Regions from separate parts of the Mus musculus genome. Here all the other regions are linked to region 1. Evidence: chromatin loops called from intact Hi-C (ENCODE). Cell type or tissue: heart. All regions are shown on one strand. Region 1 overlaps Gm42210 (a long non-coding RNA gene). Region 2 overlaps Gm20755 (predicted gene, 20755). Region 3 overlaps Spata5 (spermatogenesis associated 5). Region 4 overlaps Gm36412 (a long non-coding RNA gene). Region 5 overlaps Gm20755 (predicted gene, 20755).

Region 1 (5,000 bases):
GGGGAGTAGGGTGGGGGAGTGCGGCGTAGCACTGCATATTAGATGGTGATAAAACGCCCAGCTCTTCATTCTCAGAGACCTTTGAAATAGAATACCGTAAAGAGCACACCAGGATACTGGATTAAAGCAGACCTACAACCTCCAATGAGGTAGTAAGGGATGGAGTTCAGATAACCATCATTGTGCAGTATTTCAGGTGAGTCTCTTCATTTGAAAGTTGGTTCCTAGCTGGTGGCTGTTTGGGAAGGATTAGGAGGTGTGGCCTTGCTTCCCATTATTCCCAGTGTACTCTTTCTACTTCCTATTTGTGGACCTACTATAAGCTCTCGGCTGCTGCTCCTATACCATGCCTGCCTGCCGCCATGTTCCCTGCCACAATGATAATGGACTCTGACCTTCTGGAACTGTGAGCCCCAAGTGAACTCTTCTGTCTGTAAGTTTTCTTGGTCATGGTGTTTGGTCACATTACAGCAACAGAAAAGTAACTAAGACAGTCTGCTAGCTGTCTCTGGAGTAGATGGAGAACATCACCACTTGATTCGTATCATGAGACAGATAATGTATATGGTCCTGCTGCAGACCCCAGCTTCCGCAGATAGTCAATACATGGTACACATGCAGGATTTGCTTTTCTGACAGAGAGGCTGCTGTCTGTCAAATGATGTCAGCCTTTTTTAGATAATTTGATGGATTTCCTTTCCTTTTATTTATACAACGCTGTCACCAAATGTGAAGGGCTCTCCCACTGAAGGAAAGAGACCCTTGAGAGCCTCCTCAAAGCAAGACCTAGGTGAGAAAGCAAGGGGTTTTCATATAATGTGTCCCCACATCTCATATCCAATTGAATGCTCGTCAATATTCTCAGATCTGCTCACAAGTCACATGCCCCCATAATGCCAACTAGGACCACCTTGGGGTGAAGAGTTTAGTCTGACAATAGCTAAACTCTCTTCACCCTTACATCCCCTCATTCCCACAGCTTAGCAGCTAAGTCCCAGAGTGCTCCATTTCTGTCCCATCACTGATCCTCAGCAGCCACAGGTCAGGAGACTTTTCAGAGGTCCTCAGTGGCCCTTTAGAATGTGAATTGGTGCCCTCCACAGCAGCTTCAGTGGCAGCAGGTTCTGACAGCCCCAGCGGTCCCCCTGCTCCCGCACAATCGGACTCAGGTGATTGGACTGTTCCCTGGGTCACTGTAAGTGCAGACAGGAAGAAACTGCACCTCTGTTCCCTGGAGGAAATGCAGGTTTGTGAAAAATATTGCCTGAACAAGATAAAATAATCTGTGAGTCACCGAAACCCTTTCTTTCAGTGGTGACAGGCACTGGTAACATTTTTGATCACATTTAGATTTGAATGTCTTTTGAACAGGACAGGAAATTGAGGGATCTCTTACCTTAACTGCCACAAACGCATGGCATCTCAGAGTAGGGAGAAGAGATTACCCAGATCCTTAGTACAACATATTTTTCTTTTATGGGCCTGGGGTTTGCCCTGCATCTATCTGCAGCTGATGTATGCCTCGTTCCCTCACAGGTCAGAAGAAGGCATTGGATCCTCTGAAAATGGAGTTAGAGACCATGTTGGTGCTGGGAACCGAACCCTGGTCCTCTGCAAGAGGTTCTCTTCATGGCTGAGTCATCTCTCCAGTCTGCTTTATCCAGATGACTCTGAAGCTGCAGCAAGTCTTACAGCCCGAAGCTAATTGTTTAAACTTCCTTTCCTCTTATCTGTGTGTGTGTAGGACAGGGAGAGAGGAGGAGCGAGGACATGCAGAAAGCAGATGTGAAAATAAATATTTATCAACAAAAGCTTGGCAAACCTTGACTAGTATTTCTCCCTTGCACTGTGCTTTCCTGATTTCCCTGAACCCCAAGATATTTATAGCTAGAGAAGACAAACCTTTCTGTTTATCACTTCTTCACCAAGCCCAGGCAGCATGTGTGGGGAATTCCAATGCTTCCCCGTAAACACAACATTAAGAAACGTTTTTTGGCACAAGAAATCTCTGCCAGAGAAGGGAGGAGGCTGATTGTGTGACCACCTGCCTGTGTCCCTTCCATTGGACCCAGAGGAGTCGCCCCAGCGTCCCAGGAGTCTCCTCCTGCGGGGGTGGGGATACTGAAGCTATGGACAGCCAAGGGAAGCTTGTCTCCCTAAGAAAGAGGAGAGACTTGGAGCAGAGACAATGACAACCACACCTTGGTCCGACTACTTAGATTTGTGGGTCTCTTGCTTTCTATTTAAAACATATCCTCCTGTCGGGACGGACTCCAAAGATGGATTTGAGGAAACTGTGGCACTGGATCTTTCTGTCCTTCTTCCCTGTGTAGCTACGTTGAATAAATCTCCTTTTTCTGGCTTTCGTTATTAATTTGGCTTTTCCAGTTGGTGTATTAAGGACGGGTTGCCAAACCTGGTTCACTGGGGCACAAGCTGTGACCCTAGGCCCTGTAACAGTTTGTCCCGTCCTTGGACTTCCAGGCAGAATAAACAGCACCTGTATCAAAGGCGGCCACACACTGGCGCAGGCCCAGCAGCGCCGCCGCCGGAGATTTGGTCTGTTTATCAGACAGTACATTGTCTTAACCAGGATGTGGTCGCCTCTGTAACAAGAGGTATGCAAATGAGTTTCCCAGAGACCCAACACCCTGCCCCCCACTCAGTCCTTCCAGAGACACAGGCTAATGGGGGCTGTCCTGAGATCCGAAGACAGAAAGATGGGAAGAGGAAACATCCAGAATTAACCAGAGTAGTCCTTCAGACCCTTCGGAGAAATACCTCACAAATACAACCTCAAACCATCTCCCTCCCAAAGAAAACCATTTTAAAATTAGAGAGCATATTTTTTATTATTCGGTTAAAAATAAAATCTGATTCCCGCTTGTATACTCCCAGCCCAGGGGAGGAAAAAGAGACTTTAAAATGACCCTTTTTTTCTGTCCAGAAAATTGCAACAACAAGGGCTTCCTCAAGCCACTGACAAGAGTGTGTGTCTCAAGCCATTTGTCTCCTCCATAAAGAGATACAGTGACGACACCTGGATGCTGTAGTAGAGTGTCCAGAACACATCCTGGACCCTATAAATGCCAGATGACTCTACATTATAAGCATATTATCACAATGGAAGCACATAAGAAGAGAACAGGAGAAAGAAACTGGACTGGCAGGAGGGGCAGGGACCCCAAAGCAGCAGTTCCCACCACGTCTTTGTTTCTCTGGCCAGAATGGTGGAGGGGGTCTGGTTTTCCTCCTCCTCCTCCTCCTCCTCCTCCTCCTCCTCCTCCTCCTCCTCCTCCTCCTCCTCCTCCTCCTCCTCCTCCTCCCCCCCCCCTCCTCCTCCTCTTCCTAATTCTCCTCCTCTTCGTCCTCTAGGTGGAGAGCAGAGCAGAACTTCTGCCAGACACTGAGAACTTTCTGGTGGACAGACTTACAACTTAGGACTCTAGGCTTTCATGGAAAAAACAAAAAGGATTCTATCGATTCCCCAGTTTCACCCCATCTCCTGAATGATTGAAGGATCACCTCCTGGGGCGGGTGGGGGTGGTGGGGGAGAGTTGGGAGGGCGGGGTAAATGACACAGCAGCAATGACTGGGTGTTACAGGGAGACCAGTTTTTACTCCAATGACCTGGCTAAGGGACCCCTAGGAAGGTCGGCTCACCTTAAGCCATGCTAGATGAGTGGAATAATCAGCCTTTAATGAGATAATATGTTTTCCTTCCCAGAGTTCCCTAGTGCAGTCTTTACAAACCTCCATGGGTCTGCCCACCTTTCTGACTCTGAGAGCCATATCTTTTCCTTTTTCTTTTTTCTGTCATTTTTTAAAATGTTCTCCAGAACCTAACGGTGCTTTTTCTGGCTCTTTGGACATCCTTACTTTTTCTTTAAAGTTCCTCCCCACGACATAGCTGCAAGCTACCATGCTCTCTTAACATAAATGACATTCTCTGCTGGTAAAATGAGCCAATTCAAGCCACATTAGATTGTATTGAACACTCTGTGGCCCCAGGGAAGTTGCCATAGGAAGGGAGAGAGAGGAGATGGGGAAGAGAAAGAAAGTGTACATGCAGAGAGTAAAAGAGAGGAGAGAGAGCTGGGACACCAAAATGTCTGCATTATATACTGAAGAGCCTTTGGGGGGAGGGCAGCCTAGCCCCTGGGCTGGAAAAGTTCAGGGTTAGGGACAAGGTAAGCCAAGTAGAGACTAAATGATTTTGGGAGAACCTGGAGGCCAGGACTGCTTTGATATGTTAAATATGCACCTGAGTGCCTTATCCCAGGGTCTGAAACCAAACAGCAAACAGCAAGAGTTTTGTCCTTCTTTTCTCCATTCTCTTCCTATTAGATGCAAGATTTACAGCTTGCCCACCCTGAGGTTTTAAAAACTCTGTAATAGATTATCCTTCAAGTTTTCATTTGAGTCCATTCTTGAATTATTTTACTAATGAGACTAAAAACCCACCAGAGATGACCACTCAGACAGTTTATAGCCAATCAAATGTCTTTATTCCAGCTTGCTGGGACTACACTCAGGTATTTGAGACCCACATGTAGCACCAAGTGTTTGGGATAAGACGTTTTTAAAGGCAAAAAACTGCATGCTAGTATCTCACTAGGCAGCTGAGGAGGGGTATGGGAGGTGTGACAAAAGCAAGCAGTTTAACAGAAGCTAAGATAAGCAGTTAGCTGGAGAAGAATTTGGTACAAGCAGACAGTTTAACAAAGCTAAGGTAAGTTAGCTGGGGTGTCTTGGCCTTGAGTTACTAAAATAGAGTTGGGTAATTTCCCATGGTATTCACCATGGAACACGATAATCTCTGGAAGTTTTAGGCTGACTTCTAGTGAAACAGAAGGTAGCTCCCAGGAAGAGAAGGCAGGACCTGTGTTAGATCATGAGCTAGTGGTATAGAAGGTGGCTCAATCAATGGCCTATGAAATGAGCAATACATGTTGGGAGAAAGTGGGCCAAGGTAAGCACAGTGCATGAGCATGCTCCTG
Region 2 (5,000 bases), 180 kb before region 1:
AATCATTAACAAACACTGTCTGCGTCACTCATTTTTGGCTGGTTTCCAGCTATCCTATCTTAGAAGTCTTGGCCCTTGAAATCCGAAGTTAAGCATTTATATCTAGAACTTAAGGACCAAAACTATTTCTGCTTCTAGGTCATTAAAATTTTTAGAATACTAGGCCATTCTCCAGAAGCCTGTTTCTGTTTGGTAGACTGCCATCCAGGAATGTGCTCCCAGTCGGAATTCACAGGGGAAATGAGCCTACACTCACATTAAGGGAATCTATTTCCTCTAAAAGGGAAAAATAGGACAGAAATCGTTTTTCCAACTTGATGAAAAATTCATCCTATCAGGAGTTCATGGACAGAATGGGCAAACAGAAAACTTCTTGCATGCCAGAGGGCAGGATGCTCTGGCTTTGGAGGATGGAAATTGCTCTACCTGGGAAAGGCTGGTCCCCACAGTTCTGAAAGTCTATTCCTGGGAGCTGCTGCCTGTCTTCTGAAATGTTAACTTCCCCTGGGGCTCTTTGTTTTGTTATGTTGGCTTGTCTCCTCTCCTGTACCCCAGTCCTCCACTCACCCACCTCCTCCCCACCCCACACTACAACTTATAGGCTAAAAGTTTGGACTGAGGACTGACGGGTGAACTTATCTGGAACCATGTCTAAGTATAAGATGAACGTCACCTCAGCACCCTGTATAATTATGGTATTTAGCCAGCAATGTTGAACAGGGGCTCAAACCCATCAGGTTCTGGTTAATCTGCCTTCAGTGGCCACAGCTGGCCAACCGGAAGAAGACAATTGAGGAATAATGTTGTTATGTCTTAATAAAGATTACTGGTGTCTGAGGCAAGACCAATGTGCGGTGAACTTCTGGCTTTGCAGGCTCTGTGGAGAGGATGCAGGGGTGTGTCGCTTCGTTTGTTTGCTTGTTTTTGCTTCATGCTGTGCTGACTCTTGGCTTCTCCTTAGCTGAGTTTCCCAGTCTCCCTGAGCTTCCCATCCCCTCCCCCCTCGGAATGCATTAACTCCTAGGATGCAGATGCTAACTTTGTTAGGCATCTTCGATCAGCGCTTGACTTTTACATTAGAGTTTGAATTCTACCTCATCAGAGCTTGGCTATGACTTGAGACAATAGGTTATCCATACTCCAGCAGAAAGACTTGACAAGGAACACACAAGCACACACACACACACACACACACACACACACACACACACAAACATACAATAGATGGCGTGTGTGGCAGCTCAAGCTCTTTATCCAGTGCATTAAGATGACTTAGGAAGTTGGGGGTGGGGGGAATTCCATCCCTCATATAGACATGCAATAATAGTCTAATAATCTAATCTAACAAGTTTGACCCCCAGTAGGAAATAGTCAAAAAAGGACTTTCATGGAAACTGTGAAAAGATAAAGAAACAGTATGGTGGCCAGGAGAGTACACTTAGGAGTCAGTCCCTACTCAGCCACTCATCAGACATGTGACCTTGGGCAAATTCTGTGATGTTACCCTGCCTAGAAGTTCGCTTTAAGAAGGGGGATGCTACTGACAGAAACTGCCAGGCATCGGTCTCATAAGGATTAAAGGGATTATTAGCTCATCAGCAGTCCTTAGAATGGTGCCTAGTATTCAATAACCCGGAGAGAGGCTAGAGAGATGGCTCAGTGGTTAAGAATCCTTCCGGATCTCGAAGGGGACCTGATTTCAGTTGCCATGACTCATGTCAAGCATCTCACAGCCACCTGTAATTCCAGCTTCAGGGAAACTGACATGAGCTTCTGGGCTCCACTGGGCACCTACACTCATGGGCATGTACCTCCCAACCCCCTCCACATGTGTGATTTGAAATAAAACAAAATAAAATAAACAGCTGGATATTAATGCTGTTGAGTGGTCACTAAATACAGCCTGCAAAATCCCCGGCTCCAAATTCTTGCGTTAGATCCTTGACTTGAGGCTATTAACATTTAACCAGAGGATCGTAAATAAACTGAACTATGGTTAAACCCATCCTGTTAATGTGTCTGTTCCTGAGAAAATACAAACGCACATAAAAATGGAATGTCTTGGACCGTGTCTGGGAGGGAGGGATGAGCAATGAAAAGACGAGATGATTTGCTAAGGCTGCCGAGGCCGGACACAAACGTTTCTGGGCTCATCCTTGGTCCATGCCAGCACAGCTCTTAAAGCACAGGACTGAAATGACCTGCCTCCCACAGAGGAAGTGATTTTAGGGTCCAGGTTTCTGAGCATACTTTGGCATTCACGTCCTGGCTCCTGTTCTGATTCTTCTTCCTTCGTAATTACATGCCCGCTGTCAGCGCACCCAGCAATGATCCTTAATTACCTCCTCTTAATTACATACCTGCCGCCAAGGTGTGCCAGTTCCCCTTTGCCGTCCTCAGTCAGTTGGTCGATATTAGCCAGAAAGACGCACAGCAGCCCCAGGAAGGCTCCCTAGGAGCCTGTGGGTAGGAGGACAAGCTGGGGGATGTGTGTGTTTAATTGTCTTTCTTTTCTGGTTTTACTTTAAATGCTAGAACTTTCTCAGCCATGTTACAATGTGGTTTTGTTTTTGTTTTATGACTCGTCTGACTTTTTAAAAGATAACACAGGCAAAAGCCTCAGGGTACTTTCTAGATGTCCGATGCGTATTTGTTTATAGCATTCCAAAATATCATACATAGAGTTAGGTATTTCCACTGACTTTCTAACATCTTCCTCTTTTTATTGGCTGGAGATCAACTATAAAAGTCAGCACACACCAAAATACAGAGCTTCCTTTTAAATACAGAGAGAGAGAGAGAGAGAGGGAGAGAGAGAGAGAGAGAGAGAGAGAGAGAGAGAGAGAGAGAGAGAGAGAGAGAGAGAGAGAGAACTACAATTGTGACGTGCATTGTAATCTAAATGAAATTCCACCCCAGCAGCTGTTCTCCCAGAACAGACTTGTCCCTGATGACGCCCAGGTCTCAGGCCCAGAGCTGAACAGGAAGCTGGCTTAAGAATGGATGCACCTTTGAAAGTGGCAACCTGCCAATTGGAAGACAAACGTCCCCTTTCAACTGACCTCCGGTTGTGACAGTGTGCATACTTGGGGTACATTGACTATTCAGGGTATTGGAGAGGGTGGTTTCTGCCATCTGCTGAATTCTGCCTCTAGATAGGGAAGGAAAAAAGTATAAGAAATTAAATCACTGTAGGAAATATTAAAAAGTCGGGCTTTTTAAAACACATCGTTATGAAAACAAAACCTCCCTGAGACCCTGCTCTCTGGGTTGTGTGCATGTTTTTAGCTGTGTTTTCCTTTCAGTAACTTTCATTGCCTCTTGTGTTTCCATTACCAGTGGGCTTCCTAACATCTGTTTTCCATTTTTATTTCATTTCCACTTGTGACCTTTGGCCTAATCTTTGTGTTTGGAAAAACACAGGAATTAAAGTTGACATTATCTCCTCTGCTCTCTCCAAGCTGCAAGCACACGGCTTTAACCTTGTGTCGAAGGCAGTATTTACAGCCAGAGAATCAATGTGTTGCCGAAGGGAGGAAGTTACACAACGTGCAAGTCAGAGAGAGCAACCTGTAGTGTGGTGTTCTGTCTGTCAGGGTTTCTGGCATCTGAACGTCTATTCTAAGTCTGTGTCTGCTATTCAAAATTACACCAAACATTCTAGAAAAGGCCAGGTGCAGTTCCTTCCATAATGACAGTGACATGTCTTGTCTCTAGGATGGTGATGGATGGGTGGATAATCAGAAGATCTAAACCAACTAAAAGAGAGAGATGATGCAAAATATTAAAATTAGAAAGGAAAAGAGAGATTGTAGTAGACATTGATGGAATCTCAGAGGGTCAATGTGACATATTTTAAAAACATATCACATTAGTCAAGTTTCCCTAAAGAAGGAGCCTAATGGAATGTGTAGATATTACAAAAGGGATATATTAGATTGGCTCACACAGTATGCTCTCTCCACAAGGCTGGATGCCCCAGGAGTATCAATCTGGCACTGACTGCATGAAGGGTTCCTGGGAAGCCATGGCTCTTTAGTCCATGTTAGAGACCAAAGAAGCTGGTTCTGACGCCAGCAAAGGATAGTGGCAGCTATGACAGAGCCAGGGCAGGAGCTCTCAGCATGGAAAGAAGGTAGACAGGCACCTAAAGGCTCCACTCAGAGGAAACCTCCTCTCATCTCGGTTACCCCTTCCAGGAAATTCCCTCAGAGACCCACACAGAGGACTGTCTCTTAGCTGGTTCCAGATCCAGTCAAGTGAACATTGATTAGACATCACATGTACTTTCTGATCAATTGGAAAAATCCAGAAGAAATGGAAAAACTCTTAGACACATATGACCTACTACAGTAAAACCAAGGGACTATAAGTAACCTGAACAGTTAAGTAGCAAGCGAAACTGAAGCAATAAGAAAAGGTCTCCCAAGTTTATACACACACACACACACACACACACACACACACACACACACACACACACACACATCAGGCCCAGATGGATTCACCACTGTTTCTCAAGCTACTGCTTAAACTAGAAACAGAAAGAACATTACCAAACTCATTTTATGAAGGTAACTTTACCTTGGGACCAAAACTAGATAGGGATAAAATGGTGGGTTGGGGCTAGAGATTGAAGAAAGGAAAGAAAAAGAGGAAGGAGGGGGAAGGAGGGAAGCGTGGTGGGAAGGAGAGGAGAATCACAGGAGAAATCTCCCTCTTAGTCATAGATGCAGAAACTCTCAAATACTTTCAAAGTGAATTCATCTACATATCTAAAAGATTATTCACTGATACCAAGTAAGCTTCATTCCAGGAATACAAGGACAACTCAAGATGTCCAAAAGAATACTTAGTAGACTCAAAGACAGAAATTGCATGATCTTCTCAGTAGGTACAGAAAAAAAAATCCCCTCATGATAAAATCCCAGAAGAAACTAGGAATAAAAGTAATGTTTCTCAACATAATAAAAGTTTCATAAGACAACATACTTACTACA
Region 3 (5,000 bases), 290 kb after region 1:
CATTCAGGATTCTTTTGAATCCTGAAATCCTGGGAGAGGGGGTGTTTGTTTGTTTGTTTGTTTGTTAGAGACAATGTTTCTCTGTGTAGCCCTGGCTATTGTCCGGGAACTCACTCCTTAGACCAGAATGGCCTCAAACTCAGAAATCCACCTGCCTCTGCCTCCCAAGAGCTGGGATTAAAGGTGTGCGCCACCACTGCCGAACATTCACGATTCTTTTTCATAGGTTTAAAAGAATAGGCATAATAAATATGAAGAATAATATTCAACGTATTTAATGCAAATAAAAGTGTATAAGGTCTGATATACATCAATAAAATTATGTAATCATAGTAATTATATAATAATTTTCTAAAATTATTACCAAGCATTTAAAAATCTTGTATTTGGACATTATTACAGCTCACACTCTGTTCTATTGTACTTCTGTTTTTCTACTTCCAAGACAGGACCCTTCCTGCCTCAGCACTTTGATGCATTACCAAGCCTGGTACATTTTGCTGGGTTTTAGAGGAAGGGTTGAAGTAGAGAATCATTACTAAATAATGAGGTTTTTAACAATGAGAGTTCATAAAGAAGAAGAAGAAAAGAAACCATGAACACAGGAAACTGGACATAATTCTTCAAGTTTATGATGTTTGGATTTTTTTCTTTTCGGTAACTGCTTAAAAAGTCTAGCCATAACCATTTTTCAGTCATTAAACAGAAACTTCAATATAATTCTAAAGTGAATTATTAGCTATCATAATTAAACACATAAACAGCCATCAATTAGACATTTAAGGTTAAGCTTACACAACTAATTTTCATAACAAAATTAAGCCCCATCACATCTAACTTGTAAAAAAGTATAATCTCTGTGTTAAAAACCATTTTCCCACATTATTTCTTCAGTGCAAGTTCTCAAGGGGAGCTGGTAGATGCTGTATCCTTTAAGTCTGCAGAGATTTATCAAAAATTTTTACACTAAGAGAACAAGAAGGAGTGATTACTACCAATACAATTTCAGTGTTTACGCTGACATTTCTACCAACAATTAACAGAAAAATACTAGAAAGATGTGTTTTCAAGCACAATGTTTTTTCCCCATATTAAATGCATTTCTGAACTAAGTGCATGGAAAATTAGCAAACAGAAGGAAACACAACACAGAGCTATCATTTCAAAATGATATTCTTAAGAAGTTTAAAGATATCATTTGTAGAACACAAAAGAGATTTCCTCCTCAGCAACATTCCAGGACACCGCTCTTTCCTGCCCACCAGCAGACAGGACTATACTTGTCTAGGAGCCACTCGAGTGTTTACACAAAGGCAGTTTTCCTGAATCTTATTATGGACACAAAACAGGAGATATAGTGATACTGCCTCCAGCATATGTTCAAAACAGTTTAGAATAAATGGTGTCTTTCCCTAAGAAAAGTTACTAGGCTAACACTGATGTCAGTTATCTGTAACACTAGTAGACAACAATTGCCAAGACAGGATCTGGAAGGAAACAAATACTACCAAAGAGTTGGCTATATTTTACAGAGCATTATGCTACAGCCACTAAAAACTATCCCCAAATTCACAGGACAAAATAAAGAAATTTTATAATCACTTTAGCAGGAAAGCTTAGTAAAGGAAAAACTAAGCTACAAAAGTTATCTATGTAAAGTGGTCACCAACCAAAACAAACAAACAAAACATCAAAATCCAACAAATGGGCTTTATGTGCCAATTTCCTTTTTTAATTTAAGAGAAAAAAGGGGATTACCTTTTATAACAACATATTTATTAAATTCCAACAGACTTACCAAAAATGAGCTTTGAATTTTGCTTATAAATGCATGATAAAATGCAATTCATGTATTACATAGAACAACTTACAGAAATAAAAAGTTCATGTTTCATAAACTAGCAGAATGAAATTTGGCTTGACTGCCCCCTGCTGATACAAAATGTCTACAATTACAAAAAAGCCAAGATAACATGAGACTATCTTTCAAAAGAATTCTTCCTAATTGTTGGTTTCATTAAAACCCATAAGAAAACAAAAAAGGATTAAACATTTCATGCTAACAAAATTTATGTGGTAGTAATAGCATTTAAATGTTTTTATCTTTCTCTTCATCCAGTGGGCAAATAGTCACATAATAGCAGATATCTGAGAATTATTCAAAGTGATTTGATGGCTTCTGACTTCAAGTTCTCAGACATATAGAAAAATAAATCAGCAAAGGATGAACAACTGTAGAACATCACTGACTGAACAACCCTGCAGAGAAGCAAGGGAGAAAACAGAGACTAGATGGACCAAGAAAGAAAAACATGAGCAACAAAACCTCAGAACAGAAACTTGGTAATGTCAGGGGTACTAAGTGTGGGTGACAGCTGATAAAAAGTAGTAAAAATGGCCTTCAAGTAAATAGGAAGGAAATAATCAAGTTCAGTATGTGCAGGATCCCTGACTGCCAGACACAACTACTAAGGTAATGGAAGCAAGGATACTTCTCCCAACAGTGAGCTACGATGGCTACAGTTTCTTTATTGTGGCCCCTTGCATAAAGATTTCTTGGATAGCTCAGATATTCACTAATTAAAGTTAAAGTTAGTTCTAATGAATTCTGATTTACCAAGTATTTTAAGATTGGATGTGTATCTTACTGCACAGTAAAAATTATTACTTTTTAAAAAGTGAAGTTTCTTAAAAATATTGTTAAACTACACATTTAATCCCAGCACTTGGGAGGAAGCGGCAGGCGGATTTCTGACTTCGAGGCCAGCCTGGTCTACAGAGTGAGTTCCAGGACAGCCAGGGATACACAGAGAAACCCTATCTGGAAAAAACGAACCAAACAACCAAACAAAACACCAAAGACACACAAGATTTAAATGTGATACACAAACAATATGAACTATTTTAAGAAGTTCAAATCTTTTGTGGTAACAGACATTTGTAAGAGGAAGACAGTAAATTTTAAGCCAGCCTGAGTTACAGAGCAATGGCCTGTCTCAAAAACAAACCAAAACAGGACCCCCTTCACTAATTCAGTGAAATGCATATAACAGAACTTAAACACTGACACAATTTAGTTCATTAAAATTATAGCTGATATATGAAAGGCTGATGCTTTCCAAGTACAAAAATAGACTAAGAACATGTAAGGCAGGTCTCTTTCATACTAACTAGTGCTATGTGTTTTAGGTACTAGACATATCAATGAACAAAACAGATGACAATCCTTGCCAGTAGAGTCAGATATCCTGTATGGTAACAAATAGTGTAAGAAAACACATCTGAATACAATTTAAAAGCAAGCATATAAACCAGCAGAACATGAGAGAGAAAACAGGTTGCAGCATCTTTATGATGCCAGGCAACTGTTGGGCTCTTTTCCTAGGGAGTATTGCTATGTGAGCATTCCCCAGATCTTTCCTAAGTATCAGCTTTCTGCAAGCTGTATCGTAACTGGCAAAATGTTGAACATTTTTGCAGAGTATGCCTGGACTCCCTTCTATATAGTCTCATTTACTGCATGGCACATACTGGTACTAAACAGGTATTTGGTAAATGATCTAATAATAGTCAAAGTTTAACTTGTTATGGTCCACAGAACTTCACTTTCTTTGGTTCAGGGGCATTTTTTTCCTTAAGGGGCCAGAGACTATATAACTTTAGCGGTACAGTCTATATAGTAACTATTCATTGCTGTCATGATACATGAAAACCAGGTACAGTGGCATACAAACACATTCCACAAACATAGGTACCAAATACAGGGGTATACCAGGATCTACTCAGCTTAATACCTAGCTCAGTGCACTTGGTCTTCTATTAAAATATCCCAGGAGCACAAAGAAAACATATCAACTATTTCTAAGTTACAAGTGCTTACTCTATTTTAATTGTCAAATATAAAGTCATAGAAAAAGAAAATAGCCATCACACACAACATGCTTCCTTTGCCTTCCCCATACCTCATCTTTTATCCTCTGCCCTAAACTGTACTCAGGTCATCAAGTAATATAATGTGACTATCAAAAATACCATTATGGATTACAGATATGGATAGCTAAAAGACATACAAACATTAAGCATGTAATTACTTAAGACATTTTACAGAAGAAGTAAGCCTCATAAAGTTATTATGCTCACTAAAATATCAGGCCTTTGCCAACGTCTAAAAAAGGGGGAGAAATTTCATTAAAGAGGAATCAAAAGGAGCGTTAACTCCTCAAATATAGAATTAATGAGGGAAATTGTCTTAAAAATCCAATAAATAGACTAGAAAGTCTCTTGTTCACCTTGTTCAGTGCTTTATACTGTGTTCACATTTCTAATTATATAAAATACACTAACCTGTTTTTATGCACTTTAACACACAAAGTAAAGGGGGCATGATGAGAACAGACATCTAAAAGGCAATCTTAAAACTGGCTTATTGTGTTTGTTTTTTTTAAATCATTTATTTAATTTCATTTCATGTACATTTGTGCTTTGCCTGGTTTCATGTCTGTGTAAGAGTGTCAGATCCCCGGGAATTGGAATTACAGAAAATTGTAAGCTGCCATGTGGGTGCAGGGAATTGAGCCCTGATATGAAGAACAGCCAGCACTCTTACCCTTGTACAGCCAGCACTCTTACCCTTGTATTTTCTTTTTAAAGAACAAATCACGGAGTAAGCCTGCTATCAAGTCACTCATTCACTGTGTAACTTTAGGTCACACATTTCATTCTTGATCACAGACTGCTCAGTCATGGAAGGTAACACTGTTATTCAGGTGATAATGACCTTGTAGGAAGGTAGTATGGGAAAGAACAGGAAGATAATTTAGATTACACTGAATTACACCACACAACATATAAAAATACAACCAAAGCACAACTGAGCTGACTTACGTTACTAAAGAATTGTTAAAATTTCTAGCCCAATACAACAACAGTACAGGTATCTTCCTAAAGAAGAACTGAACACCAGCTAGTATAGTTGGAAAGAAGGTGCCCTCCTTGTAGAT
Region 4 (5,000 bases), 170 kb after region 1:
GCTCTTACTGCTTTACTGCAGAGACCTGGAGGAGACCCTGTGTGGTCACAGAGGGAACTCTCCAGTCTTCATGCCACAGGGATACTTATGGCTCACAACTGAGGACCTCCCAGTTCTATCAACCACCACCTGAGGGCTTGCTTCTTGTTTGTTTGTTTTTAATTAGGTATTTATTTCATTTACATTTCAAATGCTTTCCCAAAAGTCCCACACACACCCCCCCCCCCACCACCACTCCCCTACCCACCCACTCCCACTTCTTGGCCCTGGCGTTCCCCTCTACTGAGGCATATAAAGTTTGCAAGACCAAAGGGCCTCCTCTCTTCCCAATGATGGTTGACTAGGCAGGCCATCTTCTGCTACATATGCAGCTAGAGACACGAGCTCCGGGGGTACTGGTTAGTTCATATTGTTGTTCCACCTATAGGGTTGCAGACCCCTTTAGCTCCTTGGGTACTTTCTCTAGCTCCTCTATTGGGGGCCCTGTGATCCATCCATTAGCTGACTGTGAGCATCCACTTCTGTGTTTGCCAGGCCCCGGCATAGCCTCACAAGAGACAGCTAAATCTTGCTGGTGTATGCAATGGTGTCAGCATTTGGAGGCTCATTATGGGATGGATCCCCGGGTATGGTAGTCTCTAGATGGCCCATCCTTTCATCTCAGCCCCAAACTTTGTCTCTGTAACTCCTTCCATGGGTGTTTTGTTCCCAATTCTAAGAAGGGGCGAAGTGACCACACTTTGGTCTTCGTTCTTCTTGTGTTTCATGTGTTTTACAAATTGTATCTTGTATCTTGGGTATACTAAGTTTCTGGGCTAATATCCACTTATCAGTGAGTACATATCATGTGAGTTCTTTTGTGATTGGGTTACCTCACTCAGGATGATGCCCTCCAGGGAGGACCTGCTTCCTAACCAGGGGACAGAATGTCAAGTGAGCGGCAGAAAAGGAAGAGCCAATGTGAACCAGAGCTTACACAAAGGTTTCATAGAAATAACCCAAAACAGTCTTTTCACCCTAGCTTCTCACAGGGAGGTTTGTGACTGGTGGGAACAGCAGGTAGTGATGGGCAAGTCTCGGGGTGATGTGCCTTCTCTCTAATTCTAATTCTAGGGTCAGAGACCACATGACCTACCTCTCTGTTCACCTCAAGCCCAGTCCTTTCTAGTTCTTAGAACGAACCAGTGGAAGCCGGGCTGTTGTGGCGCACGCCTTTAGTCCCAGCACTCAGGAGGCAGAGGCAGGTGGATCTCTGTGAGTTCGAGGCCAGTGTAGTCTACAGAGTGAGTTCCACGACAGCCAAAGGTACAGAGAAACCCTACCTCAAAAAACCAGAAAACCATAAAACAAACCAACAGAGCTATTGAATTCTGTCAGGGCCGGGCAGATTCCCATGATTCCGCTGGGTGAGCACTCACAGCTTGTTTGTACGCCCAGAAGGCTTTGGGGACGGCTGTTCCTACTGTGTGTCACTGGATGTTGTTAGAGGCTTTGATGTTTTCTAAGGTTGCATAAAGTGCACTTTCAAAGATAGAAAACAGAGGAAGAAAGTCTAACCAATACAAACATCAAAATAACATGACCTTTCTGCCATAAATTAGGGGGCCGGAGAAATGGCTTTCTACAGCTGGGGTATTTGATGTGCTGAACTTGCTGGGTTGGCAGATTAATCGCATTTATACTGGGAAAGTATTCCAGGACATTAAAGGATTTATTTGTTTGCTAATCTGCTTCAGGCCCCAGAGGCCTTGTTACAAAATAAGGGGGCGGAAGGAGAAGAGAAGGGGCTGAAAGGAGGGGCTAGGAACAGGACAGGATTTCTTCCCCGTTGGGCAGGCAGTTTTGTTAACCTAAAGAGGCCAGAGCTCTTCAACACCACGGGAACCTCTGACAGAGCCTCCCTGTTTATGAGCCAAAGAAGTTTGCTTGTTTGCTCTTTCCACCGTATAAAGTTAACGTGGTCTTCCTCTGTAAACACAAGCAGGGTTCTTCCTTGTTTTAACCATCTAGGATTTGGAAGTGTCTGCTTGAGAGACACGCAGATGGAAAAAAATACATGGGGAATTCTGGGAGATTTACTGAGGGCGCCGCTGCTGATGGCGGCTTTCATCTGAGGCAGTTCCCTTTCTTCCCGTTTTGTAAAAAACTCTTTTCCCTCAAATGCAAACAAACATTTGCTTTCCTGTTGCCTTTTCCCCCTGCGGACAGGCTACGAAGTGCACTAGCCAAACAGTCTCTTAATCTCTTGTCCAAAGACTATAACCTTCTTTTGGCAAACCAGCGATTTTGTTTTGTTCCCCAGCACCTTGACAATGCTCAGAAAACATAATCCTCTTCTCACAGTGGAATCTCGGCTTTGCTGTTCTGTCCCCGGCAGCCCAAGCGATGGAATTAAAGGAGAGTTAAGCTTTTCCAGAGAGGCATTTCCTTCCTTGAGGTCCTCACAGAAAAGTCTGCTTTATTTTTAGTAATATCCTGGCTCCTGGTATTGTATTTGTGCACATAATCCCTCCACAATAACGCTAGCTGTCTGGTGGCACGTCCCCCCAAGGAACTCAAAGGCCTTTACAGACGTTAATTAATTCTCCCAGCACCCGGGTGAGATGGGTGGGTGTTCCATTCCGATCTCTGTATTATTATTCCCATTTTGTGATTTTGCCAAAATTCTTTTGCCTTCTTCCCCAGTGTGTTTCCGAATGGAATTCGTCCTCAGTGCCGGGCTGGCTGATTAAGTCCACAGGAAAGGAAGAAATCAGAGTAAAATGAATCAGAAGAGGAGGGTGCAGCACACTGTCAAGCCAAGAAGGCTGGGCTGCTGGAACGCAGGATGCACAATGTGCAGTCCCCCAGCTTCTCCATGGATGCACAGGGGAGTAAGGGAAGAGGGGATGTACAGCCAGCCCTCCCATTCATTCACCCAGAGGGGAGGAGAGCCCAGTCTGGGAACCACGACAGACAAGATGCTCATTAACACCAACAAAGAGGCAGGAACCATCAAGTCTCTTCTGATATCCCCAGCTTCCAGCAAGGACATCCTGCAAACTGTTGCTTCCCAGTCCTAGCCCTACCAGAGCAGTTGATGCCTCCTGTTCTCACCAGCGTAGGTTCTTCTAAGGTGGAAATGTGTTTCTAGAACCCTGATCATGTGATGTACTGATGCTGGTGACTTTTTTTCATGACAGAGGAAAAACTCTTTGGGTGGGGGCAAGAATCATTGGTTGAAAAAACTTAGTACAGAGCCATCAAGATGGCTCAGCTGGTGAAAGCCTTTGCTGTCAAGGCTGACAATTACGGGGACCTTCAGAGAAAGGAGACAACAGAACCTTCAGAAAGGTCCACATGCCCATTGTGGCCCAAGGGCGCTTGCACTACACAGGCACAAATACAAAACTAGTAACTTCTAGTTTTAAAAAAGTAAAAGCACAACTCCTCTACAATGAAAACGGTTGACACAACTGAATGTAGTTTGTCTTCAACTTCATAGTGGAGGGCACAATGGGCTTGGGGGTCCAGACGGTCACACCCAGACTGGTTCTTGTGGCAGAGCGGCAGGGACTTGTAGACACGCATATGAACAGATGAACGAGCACTAATGTATAGCCAAGCTGGACAACTTGATTTTGTTTTGTTTGCAAGTTTCTGTCTTTGCCCGTGAGGTTTTCTGGCTTTTGCACATTCCCTGGGGAAGTTAGAGGTAAGGTCCCTTGGAACTCAGTTGCCACCTGGAGGAGCTTGTGAGAGCAGGGGCAGAACGAGGGCGAGAAGGGGTGACAGCAGAGAATGTGAGGAGCAGGCTGTGGAGAGCTGATGGTGTCACTGCCAGTCTATAGTTGATCGACATTATGGGCTCCACCAGGGAATCTGGGAAAGTACTTGAGGTAAGATTTGCAGAATGGACTTCTGGTTAGCATTGGCAAGAAAGGTATGAATTGTACACGAACCATAATGTGACCTTATTTTGTTGGACTTAATGGACTTAATAATGGACCTTATTTTTGGCTGACTGTTAAGTCTAGCCTTGTTAACTTGACTGCACCCACCAGTTCTCCAGGACCCGATGAAGCAGGTGTTACAGGCAGGCCTTTCTGCTGGAGCTGCACTTTCATGCTTATGGCTTTGTTTCCACATACTTTCTTGGACCTATACAACTTCCTTATTTTACATTTTCCTTTTACCGTGGTTCCTTTTCTTCTAATTTTGTCTACTTGTCATCTTTAAAAGATCCAGCTGGAATTTGTATTGTTTCCTGGTTCTGCTATTATGTATTGCCACCTCAGTGGATTAAAGCGACACAAATGTACCGTTAGCTCACAGGACCTGAAATGGGTCGTTTAAATGGAGTTATGATTGACTAGTGGCTAGTTAAGTCATTCTGGAGGTTCTAGAGCTTTCCCACTTTGTCCGGAGCACTGTTTTTGCACTGAAGTCCCTCCTTCAAGCACAAAGCCAGCTGTGCTTCTTCACCTCTTCAGAGCCTTATGGATTATAGCAGTTCTATTAAGAGGTCCAGACTGTTTCAAGATCCTTAGCTGCACCTGACAAGTCACTCGGGCCATGTGAAGGTGATGCCACATATCCAGCTTAGGGATACGGACAGAGACATATCTGGAAGGAGTGCATTCTGAAACACACAGAAGGGCATGTCATCTTCCAAAGACTGCTGCTGGCTCAGTCATTTCTATTGTTTTTTGTGTATTAACTTCTGCTTTGTTTTCCTGGGGCTAATTTGAGGTTCTTGTCTTTTTTCAGTGGGATACTTAATCCAGCCAATTGTGTTACCCTCTGACCCTCACATGGTAGTTTCACATCTACATAGTGCTTCTTTTATCACCAAGAAATCATTTAAACAGCCTTTTGTTTTGGGTACTGTTCCTATACTGGGTTTTGTTTTCTCCACTACATAGTTAGAAGGCATGAATCATATCTGCAGACACCTGCTTGAGGATGCACACAGTGTGAGAGATGCTGTCTACAGCTCAAATTCATTTGCTGTGGTGAAT
Region 5 (5,000 bases), 220 kb before region 1:
AGACAGTGTATTGGGCCACAGTGTGGGTTTTGATGTGGTGTACACATGAAGATGCCTCACTATAGCAACTGACCTTATGAATGCTACTAACACTAAATATTTAGATGGAACTCTGAGTAATTTTGGCCCTATAAACAATTACTTTCACATTTGGAAGAAATGTTCCCTCCGTTTACAGAGACAAGAATCTTTTTTTAAAGGATTGCTTTGAAAACTCTTTCCTCAACAGCTTGGTGCAGGTGTTAACAGGAAAGAGAACATTGCTTGGAGCAATTCTCTACTAACAAGAGAGGGTGTAACAGGACTCTTGGCAAAATGTGGTCCCCATCTAGAGACAGGAAGAGGCAGATGAATCATCAAAACCACAGGGGAGAAACTTGGATAAGAGGTGGCCCCGCCCACACCGGGCTGCCAGCCGAAGGAACGCTGTGTCTCACTGTGAAAACTCAGGCAGCTTTTGCTGGAATAATCCCGGTACTAAAACTTGACTAAAGTCAGCAAGTGATGTTACAAATTTCCATCCATTTAGAGCAACAACTGAAAGCAATTGACGTTTTTTAGAAAAACCATATGCAGTTGTGAAATGGTACGTCGGGGGATTGCACATCTGAAGCTACGTTAATTACATTTGGTGTGGTTTTCTCAGGAAGCTGGGATGGGAAGGATTCTAAGTACATTTTTAAATAGACATTTATATTTCAGAGCTTTTTTTAAATAATAAAAAACAATAGCAATTTTCTTAGTGTTTCTTATAAATGCAGGTGTGTTATAACTATTATCCCTGTTAAAACTGTAACGATTTGACCACTTTCACCTATAAAAATGCCAATTTCTACAATGCTATGGTAGATACAAGATTAGAAAATATGCATGCCATGGTGTGTGTGTGTGTGTGTGTGTGTGTGTGTGTGCAAACTCTCCATCTTTGCTCCTGTCCAACCCCACACTTAGAAGTAACAAATAAGTATACAAGGATGAGTCTGTCATTTTCTGATTTAGTCATTTGCCTAGCTCAAAAAGAAACAATAACATAAGAAGGGGGGGGTTAGAAAGAAAACCTGAAGTAGTACCAGCACCTCCTAAAATACAGACACACAGAAAGAGCACTGGGGGGTACTAAGGTCCAAAGGAAGCGCCAGAGGCCGTCGGAGACTTGGAAAGGATGGGGACACATTCCAAATGGTGCCTGCACACTGTGTGATCCAAAAGCACTCCTTTGCTTGTCTCTGGCCCAGGCCAGTCTGTTCTCTGAGGCCACCATTTCCCCACCAGACCCAGGAGATTAAAACATACTTGAGACCAAGACCCAGAAAGTCTGCGAGATCAGCACCTGCATTTACTTCCCTTGGCTGCAGGGGGCCGGTTCCTAGGACATGGTGAACCATGGGATTAGTAAGTCAAATGACTATTCAACCTGAATAGAGTGAATGTATATCTGAGCCAAATCAAATATTACATTGTATTTGGGCATAAGGAATTTTCAAAATACTACTAGAACACTTGAGAAAACCAGGTTTGTTCTTACACTCCCGTTTAAAATTATCACAAGACAACTCTCACAGCAAGTCAATCCCATCGTGTAGAAAACCAGCTTTTATGATATGTGTCAGAACAATCCTTTCATTTTCCCAAAGGAATGTGTGGGAATACAAAAAGAACAATGTTTTAAAAATACAAAACTTTGTTCTGTCTTTAAATTCTTTCATAGATTTTTGTGGAGGGCTTGGCACTTATTTTTTCTTTTAACGTAAGATAATATTATCCCCGTCCAAAAAAAATCATTTAATGGGACTCTAAACAAATTCTAAACAAATATTAATTGTAAATGTGTTTGATCAGTAAGTACAAGCACCGCCACCATCACCCCCCCCCAAAAAAAAAAACAAAAAAAAAACAAAACAAAAAACATTTTTTTAAACTGATGAGGTATCTCTTCCAGGAACTATGAACAGGATAGGAGAGTTTATGTTAGCTTAGAATTTTCTTTTCTCATCTTTACTGTTACAACCATACACTGCTGAGCTGGCTATTTTTAATTAGAGGGAAACCAAACAAAAGCCTCCGCGGTGGCGTTCAGATACCTAAAACATTAAACAAAAGCCCGTTGACACAGAAAAAGAGCCAGACAACTGCTAGTGATTTTCCTACAATTTCCGTGTTTTTATCGTGTTTCCCCAGGGGTTGTTCTGCTTTTCCCACTCCGGACCAGGGGAGGCTCCAACAGCAGCTGCAGATCCTTGGCAGCCCAGCCCCTTCTGGAACCCGCTCCTCTGTGTGACCGGAAGCCCTCCCACGGTGGTCCAAGTGCCTCCATCGATTGCTATCGCAGGAGCTGGAAGAGAAGCAATGTTCCACGAGACAAGTACTGATCCCATTTAACTGTCTCCTTACTTCTGTCCAACTGGACCTCTCTCTTAAGAACTGGCAGAGCGCACTAGCCTTTCCCAGGAGCCTATTCAGATCCATAGTGAAGGAAAGCAGTGTCCTGTGTACAGCCAGAAGACGACCACATAGTGAGCACCAAGCTAACTTGATTTAGCAGATAGTCACAATCTCAGATTTATAATTATTGATTTTTATGGTCAGCTTCTTGCCTTCAGGATAACACCCTTTTTCCTTCTAGTATTCCTGAATTGTTCCCTCCTCCTCCTCTTCCTCCTCCTCCTCCACCTCCTCCTTCTCCTCCTCCTCCTCCTCCTCCTTCTTCTCTCTTCTCTCTTCTCTCTTCTCTCTTCTCTCTTCTCTCTTCTCTCTTCTTCTCCTTCCCCTTCTTTTTGTTTGATTGTTTTCCTTTCCTATTGATGGTACATTAACTGCTGCCTGTGTCTGGATTAGATTGTATAATACCAGGAAGGGGGATGGGACTGGGAGGGCAAAAATTCCCCACCTGGATGTGGACTAGATACCCATCTACAGTTTTCACTCTTCTGCTGATAGGACAAAACTCTTATTTTTTAAGACACTGAACCTTATAGGGGAAAGGAACGAAGCAAATAAAAAACTGTGAGGATCAAGCTGGGGAGAGCTAGTAAAGAGTCTGCCACCCAGGCCTGAGGACCTAAGCCTGAGCCCCAGAACCCACATACATACATACATACATACATACATACATACATACATACATACACACACACACACACACATACACACATACCTGGCCTGGTGGTAAGCACGTGCAATCCTAACAGCAGCCCAAAGACTGAGACAGGAGAACCCCTGGGTTCACTGGCCAGCCAGTCTAGCCAGCTAGACAAGTCCCAGTGAGAGACCCTGTCCCCAGACTAGGTGAACTGTTGCTCAGACAAGATAGCAGAGGTTGACTTCTGGCCACCATGTTCACACACACACACCTCTGAATGTGAGCCTGGCCCCACCCGCCCTTGCACTTCACCAGCAACACAGAATGAATAGAGGCCTAAGCTAAAGCCCTGGGCTGAGTGGCACAAGTTTTTCCGACAACTTTTATGGCCCCTGTTTGCAAGTCTGTGGGTTATAGTCATGTTAATGACAAACACTCACTGCTCCAGAGAAACTGCGAGTTAATGAAAGCCCTCACAGCCCGGGGCTGAGGCTTTGAAGTCTAAACATGTAATATCAGCTTGCGAAGCATTAGACAAGGAAATGAGCTGGATAAGGGCTCCAGCCCTAATAGCTCTAAATTGATTATTTCCTTCCTCAAATAAACTCGCGGGGCAGCCCTGCGAGCTTACTTCCGGAGACTCAATGTGCCCAGAATCTTATCACAAGGAAATGAGAAGCAAGAAGCCAGACAACTATGATAAGGCACACGCATGAGATGCAAACACAGTTATGAGGGTCGGTATGGGATCTCTGGAGTCTAGCAGCAGTTAATTATTCATTAATTACATCCTAAGATGGTGGGGGGGGTGGGGACAATGCCTTCTAAGTTATTGCATTAAACAGTCAAGCACAAAAGCCCGGGGGAATGGATAATCACAGGCGGCAGACTCAAACCTGTGCATGTTATAAAGTGTGAAACTGTGGTTTACAAGTCATCTGCCTCAGGAAGCAAAGGCCCACTTCTGACGGGGGCAATAATTTCGATCTTATGCATGCACATCGTCTGTTTAAAACCAGGACCAAAACTCATGTCCTCCATTGATCGAATTTAACATTGAGACCCGATTCCCATCAAACACCTGCATTGTGGTCACATCTGGAAGAAGCAGAGAATAATGTCGAGATATGAGCAAAGGCAACTTCTTCGTGGCTGAGAACTCAACAGCAAGAATCAGTGACATGATTATAACAAACTTTAACACTTCTACCAAGTGCAGACAGTCTATAGAATGGGAGAAAAATCTTAGTCGTTAAATAAAACTTAAAAATAAATAGCGAAATAATAGAAATCTAATAATGAATGTAATAGTCATAAAGTGTGAAGAGATACTCCTTAAACTACAGATAAACAGCCAATAAATACCTGCAAACAAAATGGTCTTCAGTCATTAGGAAGATGGAGTTCCAAACCATGTGAGATCCCACCTCCCAGAGTCAGGACAGCTGTCCTCAGCAAGAATCAGCAGGGCCACAGTCCAATCCAGGTGTACCACTGAGGGACTCCCTGGAAGGGATTTGTGAGTATGCATGAGATCCACTTACTGGGGAGTTATTCACAGCAGCCAAAGTACAGAAGCACCCAACGTGACATTGGGACAGACAAAGAAACTATGGAATATATATTGGATATGTATGTAAATGTATGCATTCAAGCATAAAGAATAATAATCTTGTGTCATTTACAGGGACGTTGGTGGCTGGGAGGTCATTGTGTTATATAAAGTAAGTCACACAGAGATTCTAGGGTTATTTTTAAGACCTAGAAGGAGTCAAGAGGATTACTAAAGCAAGCAGGGAGAACCACGGCGAGAAACAAGGAGAGAGGGCAAGAGGAAGCTGAACAGCATCAGGACACAATAGGTGTACACACAGAGATGTCGCAGGGACAACGTTGCTATGTATTAACAAGTATATTAAAT

Evidence for each region. Hi-C counts contacts between places; a loop is a spot of excess contacts. Peaks named below come from ENCODE experiments on the same cell type or tissue, not always from the same donor. Only the 100,000 strongest peaks of a DNase experiment are listed, where the experiment ranks them.
Region 2: a loop joins it to region 1, with 9 times the contacts of the local background. A loop is called at or near these places in 4 of 42 quality-filtered maps.
Region 3: a loop joins it to region 1, with 4 times the contacts of the local background. A loop is called at or near these places in 5 of 42 quality-filtered maps.
Region 4: it touches region 1 in a loop (2.2-fold over the local background); 3 of 42 quality-filtered maps call a loop at or near these places.
Region 5: a loop joins it to region 1, with 6 times the contacts of the local background. A loop is called at or near these places in 3 of 42 quality-filtered maps.

The regions. Positions count from the first base shown.
Region 1 is chr3:37,755,856-37,760,855 of GRCm38, reverse strand. All of the region lies in intron 1 of Gm42210 (a long non-coding RNA gene), which reads right to left. Among named protein-coding and RNA genes, the nearest start is that of Gm42210, 5.2 kb to the right of the region's middle. In heart, a CTCF peak has its summit at 2,562; DNase peaks (open chromatin) are centred at 1,715, 2,085 and 2,565; H3K4me3 peaks cover 1,211 bases; H3K27ac peaks cover 1,327 bases.
Region 2 is chr3:37,933,507-37,938,506 of GRCm38, reverse strand. Gm20755 (predicted gene, 20755) reads right to left here. Exons shown (of 4, transcript NR_040559.1): 2 at 3,063-3,151. Among named protein-coding and RNA genes, the nearest start is that of Gm20755, 37 kb to the right of the region's middle. In heart, no CTCF peak of the experiment used is centred here; DNase peaks (open chromatin) are centred at 336, 686, 2,996 and 3,496.
Region 3 is chr3:37,469,584-37,474,583 of GRCm38, reverse strand. The region is part of intron 14 of Spata5 (spermatogenesis associated 5); the gene reads right to left. Among named protein-coding and RNA genes, the nearest start is that of Spata5, 52 kb to the right of the region's middle. In heart, a CTCF peak has its summit at 1,930 (motif pointing left); no DNase peak of the experiment used is centred here.
Region 4 is chr3:37,583,904-37,588,903 of GRCm38, reverse strand. All of the region lies in intron 2 of Gm36412 (a long non-coding RNA gene), which reads left to right. Among named protein-coding and RNA genes, the nearest start is that of Gm36412, 16 kb to the left of the region's middle. In heart, a CTCF peak has its summit at 2,207; a DNase peak (open chromatin) is centred at 2,623; H3K4me3 peaks cover 1,044 bases; H3K27ac peaks cover 1,333 bases.
Region 5 is chr3:37,974,030-37,979,029 of GRCm38, reverse strand. The region is part of intron 2 of Gm20755 (predicted gene, 20755); the gene reads right to left. Among named protein-coding and RNA genes, the nearest start is that of Gm22899, 19 kb to the left of the region's middle. In heart, a CTCF peak has its summit at 2,194; DNase peaks (open chromatin) are centred at 379, 2,279, 3,339 and 3,679; H3K27me3 peaks cover 263 bases.